Regions from separate parts of the Homo sapiens genome. Here region 2 is linked to region 1. The links are chromatin loops, found by intact Hi-C in ENCODE. Cell type or tissue: K562. All regions are shown on one strand. Each heading gives the region's core, and the rest is flanking DNA. Links, peaks and the distances in the headings are about the cores only. Region 1 overlaps LOC105379117 (a long non-coding RNA gene). Region 2 overlaps LOC285638 (a long non-coding RNA gene).

What was found. A loop is a pair of places that touch in the nucleus more often than their neighbours do. Peaks named below come from ENCODE experiments on the same cell type or tissue, not always from the same donor. Only the 100,000 strongest peaks of a DNase experiment are listed, where the experiment ranks them.
Region 2: a loop joins it to region 1, with 2.2 times the contacts of the local background. A loop is called at or near these places in 8 of 110 quality-filtered maps.

The regions. Positions count from the first base shown.
Region 1 is chr5:109,477,905-109,480,835 of GRCh38, forward strand. The region is part of intron 4 of LOC105379117 (a long non-coding RNA gene); the gene reads left to right. Among named protein-coding and RNA genes, the nearest start is that of PJA2, 69 kb to the left of the region's middle. In K562, for the core only: a CTCF peak has its summit at 1,554 (motif pointing left); no DNase peak of the experiment used is centred there.
Region 2 is chr5:109,302,984-109,305,914 of GRCh38, forward strand. All of the region lies in intron 3 of LOC285638 (a long non-coding RNA gene), which reads right to left. Among named protein-coding and RNA genes, the nearest start is that of PJA2, 110 kb to the right of the region's middle. In K562, for the core only: a CTCF peak has its summit at 1,506 (motif pointing right); no DNase peak of the experiment used is centred there; H3K27me3 peaks cover 703 bases.

The DNA of each region.
Region 1 (2,931 bases), core at 128-2,627:
TGGCCCAGGGTAGCTGCAAAATAAGTGGCTCTGATAACCAAACAGATAATAGTAACTATACTTTTAAAAAACTTGCAATGATTTAATAGGACATTGGACACACGATTTTAATAGTCTGCATGCCTCCAGAGGTATCACTGTTTCTCAAATGGAAAAGCCAAAATGAAAATTCTAGTCCCTGTGAGAAGGTGTTAGAAGAAATCATTTTTAAAAACCCAAAAGGACTCACTTTATTATTTTTGACAAGAATTTCTCCCTAAATATAAAGATAAGATAGCATTGTAAAAGTGACTGTAAAAGAAAAAAACCCACTGTAAGGCTATTAGGGACAGCTGGCTGAACTGCTATGTCAGAATACATTTTTATTTCTTTAAAAATAAAACTTGAATATTGGAGTAAAATCTTATTTAAGATTTTTAAATATATAAAAATGCATACTTGTTATGCAACTTTATCAGATCTCAACATATTGCACATTTTGCCTATTTATTTCACAATTTATTTTGTAAAATAAATGAAACAAAGTTTTTTATGTTTTCTTTCCCTGGAAATAACAACTACCATTAATTTGATACTTAAGTTTCCAATAATTTCTTTATAGTCCACTGTTTGTCTTTTTTTTCCTTATTTGTGGTATCTTTTGATACACAGGAGTTTTAACATGGAAAAATTTATCACTTTTTATTTTGTGCTTTTGGTGTCTTATTTAATAAATTCTTCCTTATCCTGAGACAAAACAATAAATTTCTACATTTTCTTCTTACAGTTTTAAAGCTATGGTTTAAAATATCCAAGTTCTTGGTTGTCTTGGAATTTATTTTTGGTTTATGTATAGTAAATAATTTTATTTATATTTAATTTTTTTCCCATATGAATAACCAATTATATTTTTTCTCTGATTTTTGGGATGCCACCATAGATTTTTTTCTTTGGATTTATATACTGTTTCATTGGTCAAGTAAGACAAGTTACTCCCATTTTTTTCTTCAAGTTGAACAGACTATGTAGAGTCTTGTGTTATTATGTATGAATTGAGTATCAATTTGTTAATTTATACAATTGTATTAGACACCATTTCAGTCAGTTTCTTTCTGATAATTTGGAGAGACTGTTTAATCTTTCCATCCATGAACATTGTATATCCCTTTATTTTTTTAGGACTTTCAAAATGCTCTTTAATAATGCTTGATAATTTTCTGTATAAAGGAGCATTGCAATATTTTGTTAGAATTATTCCACATTTTGGCTACATTTTGTAGCTATTATGAATGGGGTCATCTTGTATATTATTTTTCAATTGGTTATTGTGAGTATATATAGTAATATTAATTTTTATATACTCATCTTAAGAAGAAAGATTAAGGCCACTTGCAATTGCCTACTAGCACACATTTTTAATAAAAATTTGACATTCTTTTTAATTCAGCTAAAGTCATGGTTGTCTAGAGATGACTTAATCATTAACTACATAGAAGTGCTGAGTAAAAAGTTCAGATCTTTTACTTTACATTATATTGGACCTAGTTTGGCAAAGACTTAATGACACCATCTAGTGGCAGTTTGAAGTTCTAAATAAATAGTAAAATGCATTTCCAGATTTTATTGGATAACTATTTGTGTTAAAAAAATTATGATAACAATCAATATCCTTGTTGAAAATGCCAAGAAACAGCAAGAATTAATTTGTCATATCAAAATTAATTATGCTTGTAGTCTTTAATTTTGCTGATTTCAAGATTAGAATGAAGTTATGCTTATGGAGAAACTTATCTACAATCTTTTATTTTGAAGCCAAATCATGTATGTGAAGATTTAATTTTTAAGATTGTTATTCAGGGAGTTGTCATAGTTCATGTTCACACCATGTTTTTGAAAAAATAAAATTACCAACAGCTGGCCGGAGTCAATCTACGTAATCTTTATAATAAAATGATCCTAAGAGTCTATACCATGAGGACTACTTTATATTTAAGGATCCTTTAACATAAGGCCTATTTTTATATCTTACTAATTAGAATTCTTTTTTGTGTGGGAAATAACAAAATCTTATGCATAATTCAACTCAATTTCAAAACAAATAGGGACAACTTGCTAATCACTTGAAAAAAGTATAAAGTTTAAAATACACTCAAGATGAATTAAAAATGTAAATCTATACAACCAGGCTTTAAAAGTTTAGAGTGAAATATATATGAAAGCTTATTTAATTTTTTGGTGGGGAAGACTTTTCTGATGATAGATGGAACCTCTAAGTGTAAAGGTTGATTAAAATTTCTATAGAACATTTAAATACTAAATTAAAGTGACAGTGTAATATCTCTGGTAAAAGTTTTTTAAATGACACTACCCTATGTTAACATAAGTTAAGGGTGAATACATAAAAAACAGGCATTCTTATTTTGCTACTTGGGAATACATTTGGAATAAACTTTATCAAGGGACATTTGGCAATGCTATTGAAAGTCTTAAAATATGCATAGTCTTTGCCCCAGAAATCCACTACTCAGAATGATTATAGGGATACAACAAAGAAATAGTCACAAGATTGTTCTTCATAGCACTTCATAGAACTATTGGTAAAATATTACACATTAGGAAAATGTAAATGTCCACCAAGAGGTGAATTGGGAAACTAAGAGTGTAGTTATTAACCATACATTGTTATTAACAGTTATTATGTTGTTATTAACCCTAATGTTACAGAAAAATTGTGGAAGACATTTAAAATACTTTTTACATATTTAATTATGTAATTACTCAATTAAGTGGAAAGATATTCTCAGAATAGTGTTAGATGAAAAGCAGAGTTTCAAATCAGTATATTTTCATTTTTTACAATATTTGTTTCCTTCCTTATGCAAAATACAGAATGACGACACTCAACAGGGGTTCTATCCTGAACATGATATAGGCTGAATGTTGTTTCCTCCC
Region 2 (2,931 bases), core at 177-2,676, 170 kb before region 1:
CATTGTTCTTATTTTAAAAAGACAAACCCTGGAGTCTTTACAACTGCTTATAAGGCCCTATTCCTGTTATTGTTCTGCACAAACCTCCTGTACTGTTCTCCCGCTCTTGGGCTAGGGAGCCACCCCAGCCTGCCTACTGTTCTCAGACACGCCAAAATCCCTGTCCCTCTGCCTGCACTGCTCTTCTTCTCCCTTCCCCCGGGCTCATTCTGCACCTCCGTCAAGTTGGCTTAAACTTCCCCTCTGCCCCAGCGACCTGCACATTCTGCCCCAGAATTCCCCATGGCCCAGATTCTGACTCTATCCTTTCGCACATAGCAAATTATATAACTTATTTACTAAGTTTATTTGCTTAGTGTCCATCTCCAATGCCTCACCATGAGGACGGGAATCTGCATCTCTCCAATATTTATCCCAAGTGCTGAGCAAATGTCAGGTACATGGCAGGTATTCAATTTATTCATTATTGTATGCATAAATGAATGAAAGGGAGGTAGATATAAGGAAGTAAAAATGCATTAAAAAGTAAATTTTGACAGGTTGTCTTTTCCTAATAAAACACCTCCAGCTCTACCTACACTCTTCGTGTGTTTTCGCATCTCAGCGAAAAATTGACCCTTGCACGAAGTGACCAAAGACGTTCAATTTCCAGAAACCAAAATTTTGACAGAAGATCACATGATGGGGTAGGGTGGGTTTGGAAAGGAGGAGTTGGAAGCCCAGCTGGAAAAATCAGTTGGATGGGGATAGATTCAGGAGATAATGGTGAAGGGGGAAGAAGCAGAACTGCACACAGATCTACTGAACAGCTGGACACAAGGCAGTAACTAATTCAGAATGCTTGACAGAGTTCCAAGCAGGGAAGGTGGTTGTTGCTGCGGATGCATTTAGTTTGAGTTGTGTTGGACTTCAATTGTGCTGAGAGAGCCAGAGCAAGAAGACCAGGATACCTTGTAAACTGTCTAGGTCCAGAGACCAGATGACCTTAGGGAAGATGAAACTAAGAAAAATGGCAGGAACCTGTGATTGCATCAAGGTTGCGTGGCTGGCGACACTATGGTGCCTGCAGGAGATGAGCTTATGTTATAGTATTGACAATGGACGTATCCAAGGTTGTCCTTTCCCCTTAGCATTCTCTGGGTTAGAACTCCTCACTCTCAACTTTCTAAAATAGGTATCAGGGGCAGCAGATTGAGCCAAGCTTCTTGGAGCAGCTTCTCTGTGTTACAGGATGTGAGATGTCAGAACAGTTGACATGGTGATCCATCCACAAGGAGCTTCTGGTTTAGGGAGAAGACAGGTGTGTATGCAGACAGCCAATACAACTTCCAGTAAAGACAGTAATTCTATTTGGAGGAGGTGGAGGTTAAGCCAATATAGGAGACTAGGCAGGATCTTAGTAGGATGTGGGAAATTAATTCCTGGCAGGGGGCAGCAGGGGCAAAGACTTAGAGATACTGGGAAAGAAAAATATGGTGGATTTTCCATTCAGTAAAACACATGACACACTTCAGGAGCAGCAGAGGGAGATAAAGACAAAGGAAAGTCAGGTTCAGTAGGGGAGAACCCTGAAGGCCAGTCTCAGGGCTCTGGGCAGCTTTTCTCTAGCAGCTATGGTAAGTCATTGGATGTTTATGAGCAAGCATATAAATGGCTCAGTACAGTTGTCCCTTAGATATTGAGAACTGAGGAGTAAGAGGAGCCCATTTATGGAAGGAGGGTGCACAGATCTGAATGCCCCTCAGGTCCAGCTACCATGAGAGACTGAAAACAGAAGGTGAAGTTGACTGTTTACCGAAGCCCAGGAGGCTGCTCCCTCAGCTCCAAGTTCTGGGTCATGCCTGGCCTCTCTGGACTTCTGAGGCTGGTGGCTACAGGCCATAGAGATGAAGAAAGTACATCACAGCCCAGGAGAAACAGCAGTCGTGTATCTGAAATTTATGTTCCTTCATGAGATTTTCTACCTCATATTTTTTCTGCCAGCTTCCAAAATATTTTTTCTGGTTTTGTGTTTAGTCAAATTAAAAAAAAATCTTTAAAAGGAAAGCTAATAGACACAATGAGTGAAAAATAAGCAGAAGGGAGCTGTAAATCATAAATCAAAGTGTTGAGATGAAACACGTCTACTTGAGAATTGTGGTCATAAAGGCATTATCTAATATCTGATTGGATGGTCCACTTCAAAAAATAAATATAGATGATGACAACTTCTTTGCTGTCTGTGTATGTCCTCATAAGCCTGACTTCTTCAGAGGTTACAGGGCATGAATAGAGAAATTGCTTTAAAAATAATCCTCTGTCATTTTTCAATTTCCATATAAAATTGGTTATTTGGCTCAGAAAGTACTTCGTGAAAGATAAATCATTTTTAAGAAACACTGAACTGCTATTAAGTTTTTTTCCTTATGTGGTAGACATCCCTGCCTTTAAAACAAATACGTACTTTACAAAATGAAGTACAGCAAGAGCATTTGTTCTATCAAAGTTGACAAGAAAACATGTTTGAATGAAGATGCCATCTGTTTCCTGGCCTTAACACCAACATTTCCCTGTTCCTTCCATGCACCTACATACCTCAATGTACATCATGTATTAATAACAGACAGGGTGGCAGATGCTCCCATTTCTGCTGCCTTTGGAAACATGTAGCAGATTGTATTTAGATATTCCATGATTATATTGCCTCATATTGAACAACTATTGTAGACTTATGCTCCTCTAAGTAGCCAAAGCCTAGTACCAGCCCACGGCTTTTTATGTTACCTGAAGGGACTGGCTGTGGAGCTGTATTTAAAACCAAGAGGGTATAGCAGCCCTGCCTGGCTTCCTCAGACTTCTTTGTTCTCTCTTCTGTAATAGGCAACTCTGGCCTTAAACATTCTATTTTTGAGACACCCTCTGTCACCCCCACCGGAGTGAGTGGTGCAGTCA